Regions from separate parts of the Homo sapiens genome. Here region 1 is linked to region 2. A link is an interaction called in ENCODE POLR2A ChIA-PET data of the cell type or tissue named here. Cell type or tissue: A673. All regions are shown on one strand. Links, peaks and the distances in the headings refer to the core of each region. The heading gives the core; the rest is flanking DNA. Region 1 overlaps LOC105376291 (a long non-coding RNA gene). Region 2 has its middle 14 kb from the start of LINC01503.

Evidence for each region. ChIA-PET counts read pairs that join two places held together with the same protein. Peaks named below come from ENCODE experiments on the same cell type or tissue, not always from the same donor. Only the 100,000 strongest peaks of a DNase experiment are listed, where the experiment ranks them.
Region 1: POLR2A ChIA-PET joins it to region 2 with 21 read pairs; 4 of 35 experiments call an interaction of 5 or more read pairs at or near these places.

The regions. Positions count from the first base shown.
Region 1 is chr9:129,439,600-129,456,419 of GRCh38, reverse strand. LOC105376291 (a long non-coding RNA gene) reads right to left here. Exons shown (of 3, transcript NR_188645.1): 3 at 8,869-9,648. Among named protein-coding and RNA genes, the nearest start is that of LINC00963, 41 kb to the left of the region's middle. In A673, for the core only: no CTCF peak of the experiment used is centred there; no DNase peak of the experiment used is centred there.
Region 2 is chr9:129,349,665-129,352,164 of GRCh38, reverse strand. No RefSeq gene overlaps it. Among named protein-coding and RNA genes, the nearest start is that of LINC01503, 14 kb to the right of the region's middle. In A673, for the core only: a CTCF peak has its summit at 938; DNase peaks (open chromatin) are centred at 194, 664 and 954; H3K4me3 peaks cover 337 bases; H3K27ac peaks cover 1,303 bases.

The DNA of each region.
Region 1 (16,820 bases), core at 6,186-8,685, 98 kb before region 2:
GACTCTGGGTTCTTTTCTTTCCTTCCTTTCCGGAGTCACTCACTTCTCCACCTGGGTATTTCAGCCCCAAGATAGAGGCCTCAAAAATGTGGAAAAAGAACAAGCCACTAGCTCACTCTCAGAGCCTCACCACCCTGCAAAAGGACATCGATTATCAGGGCACAGGGGAGCATGCCATGGGCACCTGAGCCAGTCCTGGGACCAGGCACTAGCAGGACAAGCTGGTCTGGAACTGGGCAGCCTCCACATCTGCTTCCAACCTGCTGTGTGGCCCTTGACAACAGAATAAGAATAATCGCTCCTGTCCTTCTGAGGGTTGGAAGGGAAAACATGGAGGCTTTAAACAGTGAGAGCGCTTCAGCCCTTCAGTGACAGGGCATAGAAAGCCCTGGGGGAGGAGAAGGAAGGGCAGGGGAGGAGAGGGAAGGGAGGGGGGAAGAGGAAGGGACTGACTTCCTTGAGTACTTACTATGTGTCTGCAAGGTAGCAGGTGTTCCCATCTCTTCATCTCACTGGATTCCCCAACAACTCTATGCAGCTGGCATTCTATCCCCTAGCACACACGCTTCACCGATGGGGAAGCTGAGGCTCAGAGAGGGCCGGCAACTTCTCCAAGGTCACACAGCTCCCACAGGCTAGATCTGGGACACCAGCCCCGGCCCCTCGGTCTGACTCCAGAGTTTGGCACCTTTGCCTGTGTCCCCACCCTGAGCATCTCCCCCTGAAGGTGATGGCAGGGCAGAAAGTGCCATCAGCACTCGCCTCTAAGGCAGCTTTGGAGGTTCATGCAGCCATTCAGTTAACAAATATGCATCCACTCCCTCTCTGGGTTAGGCCTCTCCCCTCCTCCTTGGGGCTCCCTGGTGCGGGCTGCTGTAGGGACTGATCTCAGCTGGCAAAGCCCTGCTTCACCCAGGCTCAAAAAAGAGTCCTGCTGCCGTCCAGCCTGAAGGAGTGGGGGCCACAGGCTCCCAGAACCGAGGCTGGGGAGGCAGGAGGCAGAGCTGTCAGCTCAGAGCAGACTCCTCTCATCAGCATGGGGCCCCAGCCTCCCAGCTTAAAGATCGCCTCGGGCGCTCTCTTAAAGATGCTAACGTTGCAGCTGACATTTGGGAGATCCTGGCAGCCGATCAAACCCAAGCTGAAAATCGGAGCTGCCGGGTGGGTGGGGTGGGCACCAGGCAGCAGGGACCCGCGCTGGCTGGGCCAGCTGGGGCCGAAGGCAGCAGGGCTCGGGTGGCTGGTTGCTGGCTATGGCTGTGCCTTCAACCTGGCCCAAGCCATCTGGGTATCCTGTGCTTTGCTGGAAAGACATGGGAGGAGGAGGAGGAGGCAGAAGGTGAGAAAGGACGAAGGAAGAAAATGGATGTGTAGAGGAGACCTGAACTTCTTTCATCCCCAAACACCAGGTTCTCGCCAGTAATCAGACCAGTCGGCAAAAAGACACCCACGGGTGAAGAGTTGTGGGACACGGATAAGATGGAGGGAGGTTCCTGGTGCCAGTTACATCTCCGGCTGCAGTGCCCAGTGGGTCCCATCCAGTGTAGGGTGTGCCCTGAGGAAGCTGAGGGGTCTGAGGAGGAGTCAGGAGAGAAAGATTCCTACTCATTCTGCCAATCCATGGTGGGGGGATGGAGAGATAGGGCAAACCTCAGCCTGCCTGAGCCAACCTTGTCTCCTTTCCATTCATCCACCCTGCCACCCACTACCTCCACCACCCACCACTGCCACCTCTGCCACCCACCACCTCCACCCACCACTGCCATCCACCACCTCCACCTCCGCCACCCACCGCCTCCACCACCCACCACTGCCACACACCACCTCCTCCACCCACCTCCACCACCCACCACCTCCTCCACCCACCACCTCCACCCACCGTCTCCACCACCTCCACCTCCACCACCTCCACCTCCACCACCTCCACCACCCACCACCTCCACCACCCACCACCTCCACCACCTCCACCACCCACCACCCCCACCATCCACCACCTCCACCACCCACCACCTCCACCACCCACCACCCCCACCATCCACCACCTCCACCACCCACCACCTTCACCCACCACCTCCACCACCCACCACCACCTCCACCACCTCCACCCACCATCTCCACCACCCACCACCTCCACCACCCACCACCTCCACCACCCACCACCCACCACCTCCACCACCCACCACCTCCACCACCTCCACCACCTCCACCCACCACCTCCACCACCTCCACCACCCACCACCCACCACCCACCACCTCCACCACCTCCACCCACCACCTCCACCACCCACCACCCACCACCTCCACCACCTCCACCACCTCCACCCACCACCTCCACCACCTCCACCCACCACCTCCACCTCCACCACCAACCACCTGCCCTTTCCTCTGTCCAGTCCACTCCTCCCCTGCCCTTCCACCTGCCCAACTTGCCTGTCTGCCCTTCCATCCATCAACTGCCTGTCTGTCTAGATCTCCAGTCATCCCCCTATCCATCCATCCATTAATTCATCCATTCACCATACATCCCCATCCCTCCATTTCCCATCCTCCATCCCTCCATCCCCCATCCCCCATCCTTCCATACCCTGATCCCTCCATCCCTCTATCTTCCATCCTCCAATCCCCATCCCCCATCCCTCCATCTTCCCATCCCCCATCCCTCCATTCCCCATCTCTCCATCTTCCCATCCCCCATCCCTCCATTCCCCATCTCTCCATCCCCTGATCCCTTCATCCCTCATCCCTCCATTCCCTATCTTCCCATCCCCCATCCCTCCATCTGCCATCCCCCAATCCCTCCATCCCATCCTCCAATCCCCCATCCCCCATCCCTTCATCTTCCAGTCCCCCATCCTCCATCCACCATCCCTCCATCTCCCATCCCCCTATCCCTCCATCCCCCACCCTCCATCCCTATCCCTCATATTTCCATTCCCCATCCCTCTACCCTCTCACCCTTCCATCCCCCATCCCCATCTCCTCATCCCCCATCCCTCCACACTCCATCCCCATCCCTCTACTCCATCCCTCCATCCCTCTATCCCCCATCCCCCCTCTTCCACCCCTCCATCCCTCCATCCCCCATCCCTCCATCCCTCCATCCCCCATTCTCCCATCCCTCCATCCCCCATCCTCCCATCCCTCCATCTCTCATCCCCATCCCTCCATCCCTTCATCCCCATCCCCCATCTCCTCATCCCCCATCCCTCCATACTCCATCCCTCCATCTCCGCATCCCTCTGTCCCTTCATCCTTCCATCCTTCCATCCAAAGAACATTTCTTCAGCACAGGAGAGGTGCACTCAGCCCAGTTTCGGGGCTAGGAAAGGCTTTTAGGAGGAAGAAACCTACGCTGAGACAGGAGAATGAGTCGGAGGCTCCTAGGCTAGAGAGGAAGAGAAGGTATTCCCAACAGAGGACAGGAGGCAAGAGGCCTCTTGAGGGCCATCCAGTTGCATTCTGGCAGTCACTTCAGAGCGGGTGGCCCACCAGAGCACAGGAGACGCTACTTAGGCTGGAGTGGGCAGCAGGGCCAGGCCGTGGAGCTGGGACCACCTGCCCGGCATGGAGCAGGGCCAAGCGAGAAGGGAACGTGGAAGGTACAGAAGGCCAGGTCCTCGTCCTCTGGCTGTTTACCACCGGCCCTTCCAAACAGGCCTGTCCCCCACGTCCCTCCAGGCTTCCCAATCCTTTGAACTCCCAATATGCTCATAGTTAAAACCTGCAGTTCCACCCCTGCAAGCTTTCTGTTGCCGTGTGTGCATTCCAGCTTCTTTGGGCAGGGCTGTGCCTTATCCTTCTTGGTGTCCTGCCCCATGTACTTGGCCAGAGCCCCCCAAATATTCAAGAGATAAAAAATACAGGTGGCCAGGCACGGTAACTCATGCCTGTAATCTCAGCACTTTGGGAGGCTAAGGTGGGAGGATTGCTTGAGGCCAGGAGTTTGAGACCAGCCTGGGCAACAAAGTGAGAACCTGTCTCTCTATAAAAACAAATCAACAAACAAAAACACAAAAAATATGAAACCTCCCCCTAAAGCCTCCTCCTCCTCTTCTTCCTCTTGGGGCTCCTGAGTATTGGCCTTATCCCCTTCCTCTCTCCCCAGCACCCCGCCATATCCAGTCACCAGCATCTAATGATTCTGCCCGCAGCACACCTGGACTCTCCACCATCCTCGCCCTGCCTGGTCACCTACATCGGCGGGAATGGCAGCCGCCTTCTCTCTGCCCTTCCTGCCTCCAGGCCACACACACAGTGCAGTCAGAGGAGTCTTTCTAACACATAAGCTGGGCCACGTCCCCCTCTCCATTGTCATGCCTCCCGCTGCCCTCTGGATAAAGTCCTAAATCCCCGCCACAGCCTGAATGACCCTTCCCAGGCTGGCCCATGTCCACTCCTCTGGGCTCCAGGTTCATCCCTCTAAGACATGAGAGCCATCCAGTTCATTGCCGTCCACACTGCGTCTCTGAATCCACAGTCCTGGCTCCTGCCCCTGGGCCATCTTGGCTAACAGCCTAGAAGAGTCCCGAGTCTTCAACTGCCTGGTCAGACCCCCACATCATCCCGTCCCCGTGAGCTGGGAACCAAGTCCGTGTCCTCCACACCACGTCCAACACCTGACTGGCCCTGGGGCAACAAAAAATCTTGCACTGGCTGCCTGAATATTAGAGTTTACCCCCCAGGCCCTCCCTCCCTGGGTCTGACCGTTCCCGTTTGCTGTTTGTGCCTTAAACCAAAGCCAACTGCTTGGCCTCTTCTCTGCCTACAAAACATTTTTACCGATTTTATGGCTGCGAAAATTTCCTTCCTGTCTTCACATTCACAGGAAAGAGAGAGCCCTGGCCCTGACTCAGAATTGGATTGTAGCTGGAGGCGTCCTCTCCAAGCCGGCTCCAGAGAAAGGGTTTATCTGTTTGTTCCTTGACCTTGAGCAGCCACTGAGGCAGCCAGAAAGAGGAGAGGCAGGAGCTGGGAGGAGAGCGAGGAGCAAAGCTGGGGACCCTGCGCTCTGCCCCGAGGGACCCACCAGCCAGGTGACCGGAAATAAGTCGGAGGGAGGAGGCAGCCGTGCTGTGTGCAGGGCCAGGGCCACGGAGGCCCAGGGGGACGTGAAGCAGCGCCTCTCTGCTGTGGCCCTGCAGGTCCGTGGGCTGTGCTGCCTGCCTTTCCCCATCCCCGGTCCCCCTGGAAACTGAACAAAGAACTGGAAGGAGACGTCAGCCATCCAGGCAGGAGCCGACCCTGCCCAGCCATCCTGGGGCAACTGCGGCTGTCACAGACCCTGCCCCAGTGGAGGGAATAGCCCCAGGCAGTCTGACCTTGTCCACAGCGAGCTTCCACACTAGGGGTGGCGGCACCGGCAGGGGCAGGAGATAGAGAAAGAGACAAAGAAAAGGAACCCTTCTCAAAAAGGCCTCTTCCTCCTTTCTGCTCCTGGTGCGTGACTAAAATGTAACCCAGACATTTATTGAGCACCTTTGTCTGTGGTATCCTTACCCTCAATGGGCCAACCGTCTTTTCTTCAGCTGAATTAGGGGCAGGCTTAAAGTGGGAACTGTTTTATTTTTGCCAAAAGAATCTCATTGTTATTACATAAGTAATGCATGCCTATTGTAGATATTGTAGAAAATATAGATGAATCCAATGAAGAAAATATAACCACTCACTCTTTTTTTTTTTATATTAGAGACGAGGTTTTGCCATGTTAGCCAGGCTGGTCTCGAACTCCTGGCCTCAGGCAATCCACCCGCCTTGGCCTCCCAAAGTGCTGGGATTACAGACATGAGCCATCGCACCCGGCCTAATACAACCACTGTTAATCCCATCCCTTATCGATGACCCTCTTTGGTTGGCCCCCTTTGGTATTTGGAGGGGTTGGGTCTCCTCCTGGTCCTCTGTATCTGACATTTGCTTCGAGCCTTGCACACAGTGGACATGGAAGATGACTTTATGGCTGATCACTTATCTGTGTATTCATTCTTCACTAACCCAAGGAGTATTCACTGAACCCTCAGGAGGTAACCATTTAGTGGTGTTTTAAATTCTTTGGGAGGGGACTGGGCACATTGGCTCACATCTGTAATTCCAACACTTTGGGAGACTGAGGCGGGTGGATCACTTGAGCCCAGGAGTTCGAAACCAACCTGGAAAACAAGGCGAGAACTTGTCTCTACTAAAAATACAAAAATAATTAGCTGGGCGTGGTGTTGTGTGCCTGTAGTCACAGCTACTCAAGAGGCTGAGGTGGGAGGATTGCCTGAGCTTGGGAAGTCGAGGCTGCAGTGAGCTGAGATTGTGCCATTGGCCTCCTGCCTGGGTGACAGAGTGAGACCCTATCTCAAAAAAAAAAAGAAAAAAAAATGGCCAGATTCGGTGGCTCATGCCTGTAATCCCAGTACTTTGGTAGGCCGAGGTGGGCGGATCATGAGGTCAGGAGTTCGAGACCATCCTGGCCAACATGGTGAAATCCTGTCTCTACTAAAAATACAGAAATTAGCCGGATGTGTTGGCGTGCGCCTGTAATCCCAGCTACCCAGGAGGCTGAGGTAGGAGAATCGTTTGAACTCGGGAGGCGGAGGTTGGAGTGAGCTGAGATGGCACCACTGCACTCCAGCCTGGGTGACAGAACAAGACTCCATCTCAAGAAAAAAAAAAAGTGATAAAATAAGCATAAATAACTTATTTGGGAGTGGAGAGAGATGTGTGGAAACCCAGACTGGTGCCCGTGTAACCCAAATAAAAGCTGGGCTTCCATGTAGTTCAGTCGCTGCCTCCTGGGACCTGATAATCCAGCAGTCACAAGTCATTTAAACGAACTTTCTGAATGTCCTTGTGACTCCCGAAGAGCCTCAAAGGGGCCGAATTCAAACCCCACAGCAACAGCTCTCACCAGCGCCCGTTTCCTTGCTCCGGTTCTCTCCATTAGACTGGCTGTTGTTTTGCGCATGCTGGAGGCTGCCTGACAGTCCTGACACCAGCCTGCATTCTCCCCTTCTCCCTCGAATATTTGTTATGTAATGTGTTCAGTGGGCAGACCCTTCCCCGCCCGTCCTCATGATCCATGCCCCTCTGGTGAGTGGTTCAGAGCCCACGCTCTGGAGCGAGACCCTCTGGGTCCAAATCCTGGCCCCGCGAGTCACACGCTGTGACTTGACCCCGCGCTACCCAAGGCGCGGTCCGAGGATCAGTGCTGGGCCACACACTGTTTGTGGACACGACACGCTAACTATAGAACTGAGGATAAGCATTTAGCAACTTTCATAGCAATTTGACACTGCCTACATCCCATTGTGACTGTGTATATTATAAAAATATCATTCCTGACAGATTGGAACATTTTTTCTCGAAGTTCCTTCATCACAGATAGTTTGGGAAGCACGGATTCAGCCTACTGTGTGCCTCAGTTTTCTCACTAGTGAAATGGGAATAATGATGGTCTGTAACCTCACCACATCCCTGAGAAAGTGTAAAGGAGTAAAATTAGGGAGGGCTCTGAGGCTGGGGGCTGGGCATTGCAATCGCTCAGTAAATGTCAGTGTCACTATCATTTTGACACATTCTCCAGATTCTGCATTACAAACACCAGATTCTCCTCTGAGGGCAGAGGAGGAATTGTTGGGGAGAGAGTGGACCCCATTCAGTGTATCCTACCCCACCCCAAGTTCCTATAGCTTTTAGCCAATCCTTGAGATTGGAACACCTCTATCACTGCATCCAAAACCTTTCAGGTTTCCAAAGGAACTACTGGGTAGTTTATTCATCCACTTAACAAATATCTAGGGCCAGCACCATGGCTCACGCCTGCAATCCCAGCATTTGGGAGGCTGAGGTGGGCAGGTCGATTAAGCCTAGCAGTTTGAGACCAGCCTAGGCAAGATGGCAAAAGCTCATTACTACAAAAAAAAAAAAAATGCAAAAATGGCTGGGCACGGTGGCTCACGCCTGTAATCCCAGCACTTTGGGATGCTGAGGAGGGCAAATCACCTGAGGTCAGAAGTTCGAGACCAGCCTGACCAATATGGAGAAACTCTGTCTCTACTAAAAATACAAAATTAGCTGAGTGTGGTGGTGCATGCCTGTAATCCCAGCTACTCAGGAGGCTGAGACAGGAGAATAGCTTAAACCCCGGAGGCAAAGTTTGCAGTGAGCTGAGATTGTGCCTTTGCACTCCAGCCTGGGCGACAGAGCGAGACTCCGTCTCAAAAAAAAAAAAAAAAAAAAAAAGCAAAAATTAGCCGGATGTGGTAGCGTGCACCTGTGGTCCCAGCTACTCGGGAGGCTGAGGTAGGAGGATCACCTGAGCCCAGGGAGGTCGAGGCTGCAGTGAGCCATGATTGTGCCGCTGCACTCCAGCCTGGATGACAGAGAGAGACCCTGTCTCAAAATAAAATTAAAAAATAAAATAAAACCAAATATCTATAGCCCACGTACAGGGTGAGAGCTGGAGAGTCTAGTGGTTAGGAACTTTGGAGCAAGATGGCCCTGGGGTCCAGTCTTGGCCCTGCCACTTACTACCTGAGTGGCCTTGGGCAACTCACTTAACCTCTCTGAGCCACAGTGTTCCCAGAAGAGAGTCAGGAGGAGTCCTAAGCTCGGGACTCAGTTCAAAGCTGAGATTTGGCCTTCAATGTGCACATACCTGCAGAAAGCCTGGCCACCCCAGACACTCACTACATCCAGGCTTGGATTTACAGGCTGTGGTGACCTCCCAGGTTCCCTACCCTCAATGAGTTCCTGTGGATTAAGAAGGAACGGGTGGTGCCTTGACATATCAAACTTGTCAGGTGTTACTTCTAGAAAAATAAATGAATTTAAGGGCTTTGAATATTTGAGAATGGAGAGATTTAAAAATGTAAAGGTTTCTTAAGATGGATAGAAGACTTACCAATTGGATTTGTATTCTGTGGAACAGGGAGGCTTGTGTGAGGCCTCTCTCTAGAAAACGCAGCTCTGTTTAAAGGGAAAAGTGCAGGCAGGCTGGCCAACCCACGTGATGGCTCTTGAAGCTTCTCTTTTGAATGGCCTGCTAGGACTTGGGCTCCGGATTCACTGGCTAACGCAAGTCACGTGGCCAAACATGATTTGGTGGGGAGGGGAAGTGTACCCAGCACTGGATGCTCTGCATGTCACGTAGCAATGGGGCAGGATGGATAATCCTCTCACTGAGGGGATGGTGAATAACTGGAAACAGTGACCAATCTGCTGCCGTTCACCATCTTGGTTGCAAATATCACTCCCGTCTCTTGCATGGGCGTGGTGGATTGGAGATGGCTGCAGATTCTTAGTCATTACTCTCAGCAAGACCTGGAGTCTTTTCCTCCTCCCCTTGGATCTGGGCTGACTCCAGGACTGGCTTTCATCAACAGGATGCAGCAGAAGCGACGCTGTGTGACTTCCGAGGCTGAGGCTGCAGAGATTTGAGGCATCTGCTCTCACCCAGCTTGAAGTGCTTCCTCTTGGAAGCCAGCCACCGTGAAAAACCCCGCCATGCTGTGAGGAAGCCCAAGAGAGCTGCATGGAGAGAAGGGCCTGTGGAAGAGCCCTGAGGTGCCACTCACATGAAGTGAACCTTTGTGGACCTTCCAGCCCAGCTACCAGCAAAACGCAAGCAGCGAGTGTCCCCAGTCAACGCTTCTCTCTATAGGAGACCTGTAAATGGGGTGGCGGGGGGAGCAGGAGGAATTTTCTGATCTCACACACTGTTATGAGTTGAATTGTCTCCCCACCCAAATTCATATGTTGAAGCCCCCACCTTCAGTACTTTACAAAGTAATGTATTTGGAGATAATATCTTTTTTTTTTTTTTTTTTTGAGACAGAGTCTCACTCTGTCGTTGCTCAGGCTGGAGTGCGGTGATGCGATCTCAGCTTGCTGCAACCTCTGTTTCCCGGGTTCAAGAGATTCTTGTGCCTCAGCCTCCCGAGTAGCTGGGATGAGAGGCGTGGTGTTGCATGCTAATTTTTTAGCTTGGACTACTATTTTTGTATTTTAGTAGAGACCGGGTTTCACCATGTTGGCCAGGTTGGTCTTGAACTTCTGACCTCAAATGATCTTCAAATTTTTTGTAATTTTTTAGCGTGGGCTAGTTTTTTTGTATTTTTAGTGGAGAGGGGGTTTCACCATGTTGGCCAGGCTGGTCTGGAACTTCTGACCTCAAAGGATCTGCCTTCCTTGGCCTCCCAAAGTGCTGGGATTACAGGCGTGGGCCACTGTGCCTGGCTGGAGATAAAATCTTTAAAGTGGCAATTCAATTAAAATGAAGTCGTCAGGGTGGGCCTTAATCCAATGTGTCTAGTGTCCTTATAAGAAGGAAATGTGGACTCACAGACTGAGGCGTCAGGCAGGTGTGCACAGGCAGGAGGCCACCTGAGGACACAGGCGAGCCAGGGAGGGAGGGCCTTGGAAGAAACCAGCCCTGCTGGCACCTTGATCTTGGACTTCCAGCCCCCAAAGCTGTGAGAAAATACATTTTTATTATTCAAGACACCCAGTATGTGGTATCTCGTTATGGTGGCCCCGGCAAAGTAATACACTCAACATACAATGGTGGAATAGGATGACCCACAAACGCTCTCCGTTGGAAAGGAGAAGAACAAGACTGGGCGCAATGGCTCACGCCTGTAGTCCCAGCACTTTGGGAGGCTGAGGTGGGCGGATCACTTGAGGCCAGGAGTTCAAGACCAGCCTGGACAACATGGCGAAACCCATCTCTACTAAAAATACAAAAATTAGCCAGGCATGGTTGCATGCACCTGTAATCCCAGCTACTTGGGAGGCTGAGGCATGAGAATTGCTTGAACTCAGGAAGTGGAGGCTGCAGTGAGCCAAGATTGCACCACTGCACTCCAGCCTGGGTGATACAGTGAGAGCAAAGAAAAAAGAAAGAAAGAGAGAGAGAGAGAAAAGAGAAAGGAAGGAAGGAAGGAGGAAGGAAGGAAGGAAGGAAGGAAGGAAGGAAGGAAGGAAGGAAGGAAGGAAGGAAGGAAAGAGAAGAGGAGAGAAGAGAAGAGAAGAATAGAGGCGGTGTGGTGGCTCACACCTGTAACCCCAGCATTTGGGGAGGCCAAGGTGCGGGGGTCGCTTGAGCCCAGGAGTTTAAGACCAGCCTGGGCAACATAGCAAGACCCCGTCTCTACAAAACAATACAAAAATTAGCCAGGCATGGTGGTTCATGCCTGTAGTCCCAGCTACTCAGGAGGCTGAGGCAGGAGGATCACCTGAGCTGGGAGGTTGAAGCTGCAATGAACTGTCATCACACCACTGTATTCCAGCCTGGGCGACAGAGCAAAACTCTGTCTTAAAAGTTAAAAAAGGGCCGGGCGTGGTGGTTCACACCTGTAATCCCAGCACTTTGGGAGGCTGAGGCGGGTGGATCACCTGAGGTCAGGAGTTCAAGACCAGCCTGGCCAACATGGTGAAACCCCATCTCTACTAAAAATACAAAAATTAGCTGGGCGTGGTGGTGGGCACCTGTAATCCCAGCTACTCAGGAGGCTGAGGCAGGAGAATCGCTTGAACCCAGGAGGCAGAGGCTGCAGTGAGCCGAGACTGTGCCACTGCCCTCTAGCCTGGGTGACAGAGTGAGACTCCGTGTCAAACAAACAAACAAGCAACAACAACAACAAAAACAAAATTTAAAAAAAAGAAAGGAGAGGGGTGGAGCAGTAGCAAGTGCTGGTCCTCATGAGTTCTGAGTCCTGCTGGGTGGATTCGGCAAGTGCCACCTGCCCTGGGGAAAGAAACCCCTCGACCAGGCCCCATGGTGCTCTCTGGAAATTACTCCCGACTCCCCTGTTCTCCTGCCCTTGGGCCGTCCTCTGGGAGGCCTCCTTTTCTATAACCTCCTTGACCACACGGGATGAGGACCCTGGAGAAGAGGGTTTCCCTGGGGGCTGAGCAGCTTCCTCGGGCTGCTTCCCCGTTGGCGCCCAGAAGTGGTTTTGTGTTGTTGACGGTCACAGTCTCTTTTAATCCAGCTGACAGCTCTGCGGACAGTGCCACCCTCTTTAAAACTTTGTAACTTTTGCCCAATTGTTGTCACTCAGCTCTTTTTGCCAAAGATACACCCAAGGCCGGGTGCGGTGGCTCACGCCTGTAATTCCAGCACTTTGGGAGGCCAAGGTGGAAGGATCACCTGAGGTTGGGAGTTCAGGACCAGCCTGGCCAACATGGAGAAACCCTGTCTCTACTAAAAATACAAAATTAGCCGGGCATGGTGGCGCATGCCTGTAACCCCAGCTACTCGGGAGGCTGAGGCAGGAGAATCACTTGAACCCGGGAGGCGGAGGTTGCCGTGAGCTGAGATCGCACCATTGCACTCCAGCCTGGGCGACAGAGCGAAACTCTGTCTCAAAAAAAAAAAAAAAGACACACCTAACTTTCTTCTAGACATGGCTTTCTAGACAGAACTGTGGGCCTGCAAGCTTTTCTGAGGTTTCAACAAAGGGCGTGATGGCCACACCCTTGGTATGATCTTTACCCTGAGACTGAGTCTTAACTGGGCTCTATCACACAGAGTGTTTCTTAGTTTTATTATTATTATTTTCTTAAGCCCAGAATATTCTTTATTGACTATTTGTAGAGTATCCATTTTAAAGAGTCTTCACAGAAAGTTTAAAATTCATAATTAGCTGGGCATGGTGGCACATGCCTGTGGTCCCAGCTACTCAGGAGGCTGAGGAAGGAGGATTGCTTAAGCCCAGGAGGTCAAGGCTGCAGTGAGCTGGGATCGTCACTGCATTCCAGCCTGGGTGACAGAGTAAGACCCTGTCTCAAAAAAAAAAAAAAAGAAAAGAAAAGAAAAGGAAGAAGAAGAAGAAGAAAGAAAGCTTAAAATTCACAATTAGACTTCTCAAACAATACATTTCTGGGGACAGACAAAGTTAAATTTAAAACTCTTATCTGCTCCAAGATCATATTGTGTGTTCCAAGCACAAATATGTCAGAAATTTTTTCTAAAATGTCATTTGGCACTTGAGTCTTGCAGAAGCGACAAACTGCCAGAGGGGCAGGGACTGTGTCTGTTTTGCCCACTTATTATGCAAAAGAGCAGGATTTTCCAAAAATGGCCCTGGGTGCTCACTCTAGGTTGTCTGGGTGATGAACTGGCAGGATGGGGTGGAGAATTGGATCGCACCTTTTTCCAACTCGGGGATAAGTGGTTCGTGCCCAAGCACAGCTTCCCTGGCCCACCCCAGCCTTCTCCCAGCTGGGGGCACAGCACCCAAGCTCAGCCTCCTGCAGCACAGGTGGCCTCCTGCACGTGACAGTGTCTGGATCCTCCCACGGACTATGGACCTTTGGGCACTGGGCGCCTGGAGCACTCACTTAGTTGCTCTTTCATTGGACCGAGATGAGGAATAGTTGCCTTTTTCAATCCTGCAAATCCAACATTTCTGGATTTTCTCTTTCCCTTTCATTTCTGCTTGCAAGTAGGTTAATTCCCTTAGATCCCATCTCCTGTCTGTAGGGCCCTGTGAAATGCGGCGTATTCGTTTGCTAGGGCTGTGGTCACAAAGTCCTGGGTGGCTGAAACACAGAAACACATTGTTTCACAGTTTGGGAGGCTGGGAATCCAAGATCAAGGTGTCAGCAGGTTGGTTCCTCATGAGCGCCGTAGGGAAGGATCTGTTCCAGGCCTCCCACGTTGGTTTATGGATGGTTGATTTCTCCCCGGGGTCTCCATGTCATCTTCCCTCTGAACATGTCTGGGTCAAATCGCCTCTTTTTTTTTTTTTTTTTTTTTTTTGAGACAGAGTTTCATTCTTGTTGCCCAGGCTGGAGTGCAATGGTGCGATCTCGGCTCACTGCAACCTCCACCTTCTGGGTTCAAGTGATTCTCCTGCTTCAGCCTCCTGAGTGGCTGGAATTACAGGCGCAGGCCACCACGCCCAGCTAATTTTTTTTTTTTTTTGTATTTTTAGTAGAGACGGAGTTTCATCATGTTGACCAGGCTGGTGTCGAACTCCTGACCTCAGGTGATCCACCTGCCTCGGCCTCCCAAAGTGCTGGGATTACAGGCGTGAGCCACTGTGCCCAGCCTTTTTTTTTTTTTTTTTTTGAGACAGGGTCTTACTCTGTCACCCAGGCTGGAGTGCAGTGGCAAAATCATAGCTCACTGCAGCCTCGAACTCCTGAACTCAGGTAATCCTCCCACCTCAGTTTCCCAAGTAGCTAGGACTACAGGTGTAGCTTTTAAAGCTTCTGCTGGCCACTGATGTGTGGTCACTTCTGCTCACATTTCACTGGCCAGAGTAAGTCACATGGCCAAGCCTCGTCAGAGGGCGTGGAAGGACGTTCTGGGGACAGGATGGTATAACCTGCTTAGGAGAAGGAATTGCTGGGCACAACGGCACCATCTATCATCCGGCTGGCACTGGTTAAGGCTTACGTGTGTGGGGCTTTGTGCCAGCAGCTTCACACCCTTAGCTCATTGACTCCTCATGTAGCCCCATTTTATAGGTAAGAAAACTGAGGCTTTGAGAGGGAGAGAGACTTGCTCATCGATCATAAACAAGATTAACTGACAGACTGAGAAAATCCTGAAGGTCTACATGCTTCTCAGGTCTTGCCCCGTTCCATCTTCTTGAGGCCAGGGTGAGAAAATCCTTGGCCTAGGATGTAGCCCACGCGGAACACTCACAAATGGTAGTGGAGTTAAAGATCTGAGTTGAGGCCAGGCGCGGTGGCTCACGCCTGTAATCCCAGCACTTTGGGAGGCCGAGGCAGGTGGATTACCTGAGGTCAGGAGTTCGAGACCAGCCTGGCCAACACGGCAAAACCCTGTCTTAACTAAAAATACAAAAATTAGCCAGGCATGGTGGTGCATGTCTGTAATCCCAGGTACATGGAAAGCTGAGGCAGGAGAATCGCTTGAACCTGGGAGGCGGAGGTTGCGGTGAGTTGAGATCGCGCCAATTGCACTTCAGCCTGGGAGAAACTCCGTCTCAAAAAAAAAAGATCCTAGTTGGGTGTGGGGGCGTCTTGAGCCAGCAATGCAGCTGCACATCCCACCAGGGTGCCGGAAGAGCTTGCTCTGGGGGAGCCCACACCCCACCTTTCAGCTCAGCTCTGCCTCCACCGTGCCTGCAAATCTAGGTGCTCCCCAGAGTGCACAGGGTCAAGGGAGGGCAGGGGTTTACAGAAGTAAATCCAACTCCTCCTGGAGGAAAGGGAGAGAAGGAGCCTTGTGCATCCCAGGACCCTGTGACCCTGTGATCACTCCTTTGCGGCTGAATCTCCCAGGCTCTAAGTGCCTCTGGGGGGTTATGAATTTCTTGTCTGCTTGTTTGTTTCAGCAGGGGTGGGCAGGGGGCAGAAAAACCTTATGTTCTTTTTATTATGCTCCTCATTTTACAGATAGAGAAACTGAGGCCCAGGGAGGTTAAAGCCACTTCCCACAGCAAGGGCTGATGATAGATCCAGGACTCAAGTGCAGCTGGGGCGGGCGCTGGGAGGACTGGGCACTGAGGCCCCAGGTGAGCCTGTATTAAGGAGGCTGAGGGTGGGGCTGGATGGGAAAGTGGTGGTGCGGACGGGGTTGGGGGGTGGGCGCTTCTCCCCCCAGGCCACCCAGGTCTCAGAAGGACAGAGGGGGCAAGACAGTGATTCTTGGAGAGATGGATTTAGTCTAGGGGGTCCCAGATAGTGAGAAAGAGAGAACCAGGCAGGGGCCCGGGCCCACGTGCAAGGGACAGTGTGAGAAGGAAACACACACACACACATCCCACCACAGACTTTTTCTGGTTTTGACACCCAACTCAGAGAAGGTCTTTTTACATTCAGATTTCTGAAAATGTCGTTAGAAACAATAATGACGATGGCAAGCCTTCCCTGAGACCTCACAGCATTTCAGGAAACTCGCTGAAAGGCTTTGCCTGGACTCCCTCATGGAGCCCTCACAGCTGCCCTGTGAGGTGGGTGCCATTACTGTCCTCTTATTATAGATTGGGAAACGGAGGCTCCGAGGTGCCAGAGCTTGCAAACCGATGGAGGTTGGCCAGACTTCATGAGCCACACTCTGAATATTCCCTTTGAGGCACAAACAACAGAATCAAGAAGGAGGCCACGCGCGGAGGCTCACACCTGTCATCCCAGCACTTTGGGAGCCGAGGTGGGTGGATCACTTGAGGCCAGGAGTTTGAGGCCAGCCTGGCCAACATGGCGAAATCCCATCTCTCCTAAAAATACAAAAATTATCTGGCTGTGCTGGTGCACACCTGTAGTCCCAGCTACTTGGGAGGCTGAGGCCGGATAATCGCTTGAACCTGGGAGGTGAAGGGTGCAGTGAGCCGAGATCACACCACTACACATCAGCCTGGGTTAACAAAGCAAGACTCTGTCTCAAAAAAAAAAAAGAAAAAAAAGAAAGAAAGAGAGAGAGAGAGAAAGAAAAAGAGAGAAAGAAAGAAAGAAAGAAAGAAAGAAGGAAAGAAAGAAAGAAAAGAAAGAAAGAAGAAAGAAAGAAAAGGAAAAGAAAAGAAAAGGGAGGGAGGGAGGGAGGGAGGAAGGAAGGAAGGAAGGAAGGAAGGAAGGAAGGAAGGAAGGAAGGAATCAAGAAGGAAAGCCCTGCCTGCCTTGCCACAAAGCTCTAGGCCTCCCACCCTCCTCCCTGCTGAGTCAGGTGCCCACTGTGGACTCGAGGCTTTGGGTTCCGCCAAGATGGCCAGATAGGGACTTCTATGCTGGTTTCCCTGACGCCATTTCCCTCCCAGCCCTGGCTTTCCAGAGCCCTAAACTGCCTTTCCCTATGAAAGGGGATAGAGCTTCCCACAGCCACCCGTGCCTCTCTGTGACTATCAGAACAGGGGCCCCACTGACAC
Region 2 (2,500 bases), core at 1-2,500:
GTGAGAGACGGGGGGCGCGGGGCAAGTGGGAGGACGCAGATGGAGAGATGGGGGAGACAGCCAGAGAGACAGAAACCCACGGCGGGGGAGACTCAAAAATCGCCCCCGTCCCGCCACAAAGAGAGACAGAGACAGAGACGCACTAGGGGGAGAGACACAGGCGGGAGAGAGGAAGGAGAGGACCTGGGGGAGACAGAGACCGCCCGAGGGGGAAGGGACTGCAGAAGGAAGGCGGGGAGGGGAAGAGGGGCCAGAGTGGGAGCCGGAGAGGAGGGACCTGCGCCCCGAGGGCCCCAGAGAGAAAAGACCAGGGCCAGCAAGGGGGAGCCGGGAGGGGCGAACTTGTAAAAATAAATATTTATAAATTGAGAGTTTCCCAATTCTTTTTGCATTTCCGTAGTAAATTATGTATCTCCTATCTGCTTAGGGAGCCACCAAGGCGGGGGCGGGGGGGTTCTTTTCTGTGCTCCCCTCATCTTCCTCCCCATCCTCCTCCCCTAGCCCTTTCCTCACCCCCTCCACCCCACGCCCTCCCTAGCCTCCTCTTCCCCTCTCATCTCCCTCCCTAATCCTCTCCTCCTGCCCCTTCTCCCCTCCTACCCTCTTCTCCCCTTACCCCAGCCCCCTCTTCCCTTCCTCTTCCGCCCTCTTCTGCCCCCTCTTCCCCCTTCCTTTTCCTCCCCCTTCTCCATCCTCCTAATTCATCCTCTCCCATCCCCCTCCCCCCCTTTCCTCCTCCTGCTTCCCCTCTCCTCCCCCTCCCCAGGTTGGAGCTGGGCACAAGGCAGACAGGAGGGGCCGCCCTCACCCGGAGGTGCCCCCCACCCAGAGGTGACCGGCTCCCCACTCCCAGTACCTTCCCTGCCTTAAATAAGAATAATCACACGAGTCAGCGACTCTAGGATTTAAAAAACGCTGTTGTCGCTGGCAGTTTGGCACCCCCAACCGGGACCACGGAAATCTTCCTCCAGAGGACAGGGGATGCTGGGGTTGCGGGGAAGGCGGGGCTGAAGAGGGGCAGGAGAGGACTGCAGTCCTAGGAAGCCCTGGCCTGGAGGCTGAGGCCACCTCGGCTTCCTAGGGGGCCTGGACTAGCCCCTCAGCTGGCTGAGTCTCGGTTTCCCCCTCTGTGGGATGGGGCCGGGATTGGTTCCCTGCTCTCTAGGGCCAAACTTGCTCTGTTTGGGCATCTTTGCCAGAGTTTGGGAGGTTTCCAGGCCCCTCTGACAGTCCCCACAGCGCCTCAGACACAAAGGAGGAGCTGAGGAAGAAATATACGTATATACATATATATATATACAAGGATGCCGCGGGGGTTCCTAAAACTGGGGCGAGGAGCGGGGGAAAGCGTGCCCCTTCCCTAGTCATAGCCTGTCAGGTCAAGGGGCCACACCCACTAGCAGTCTGTGGCCTGCCTTCAAGGAGCCTCAGTTTCCTTATCTGCAAACTGGGCCCGGTGAGGCCTCCCTCGCCTTGACCAAGGACCAGGATCCTGGCCCCTGCAAACTGCCACGCCCTGTACATAGGATCGCTTGAGCCCAGGAGGTCGAGGCTACAGAGTGAGCTGAGATTGTGCCACTGCACACCAGCCTGGGTGACAGAGGGAGGCCCTGTCTCAAAAAAAAAAAAAGAAAAAAGAATGGCAAGCACCACTGATCAGGTACTGACTGGCACCAGGGGCAGTGCATGGGGCCTGACAGCTCCTCCTATCCTCCCCACACCGGGCTCCGAACCAGGGCCCTACGGTTGCCCCATACAGCAGAGGCTCAGAAGGAGGGCTTGTCCCAGGTCAAGTGGCCAGACACACTGAGCAGGGCTCTGGCCAGCTCTGCCCTGTGCCACACGGAGGGGCGTCTTCATGTCTTATGGGAAGGGGGAAAGGTGGGCCGCCTGGCTTAGCAACCTCAGGCCCTGCAGGACCCTCAGAAGCACCCGAGACGAGACGCGTCTTTCTTCTAAGCCAGAGCAGTGAGGAATGCATTGGAAAACGACTCCCCTTACCGCCCCCCCTCCCCGTTTATCTGCCGCCAGCACCTCTTGGGGCCAGGGGTTTTTCCAACTGTTCCATAGACCCTAGGGGGCATCTGGTGGGGAATGGAGAGGTCCAGGTGAGGTCTCACAGCCCCTACCCCTGCATCCTTCTGTATTGATCACTTGGGTCAGATTCATTTCAAGAAGAAAGAAGAACAAGATTGCAATGGGAAGGCGGGTGTGAAATATAGCTTGGACCCCACTGCTGTCAAGACTTAGGAGCCACTGGGATGAGAACTGTGGCTTCCTGAAGTCCCCCAACTTCTGTAACTCAGCTCTTCCCAGGCCACCACCGCCAGGGCAAGCAGACAGAGCAAAGCAGCGCTGCCAGGTGAGGAGGCCTGGGCATCGAGTTCTGTCTTTCATCCAAGCCCACCACGTGGGCACTACTGTGCCTCTAGGGTGGATGAGGAAACGGGGGCTCAGAGACCTTAAGTGACTTGCCCAAGGTCACACAGCCAGTCAGCAT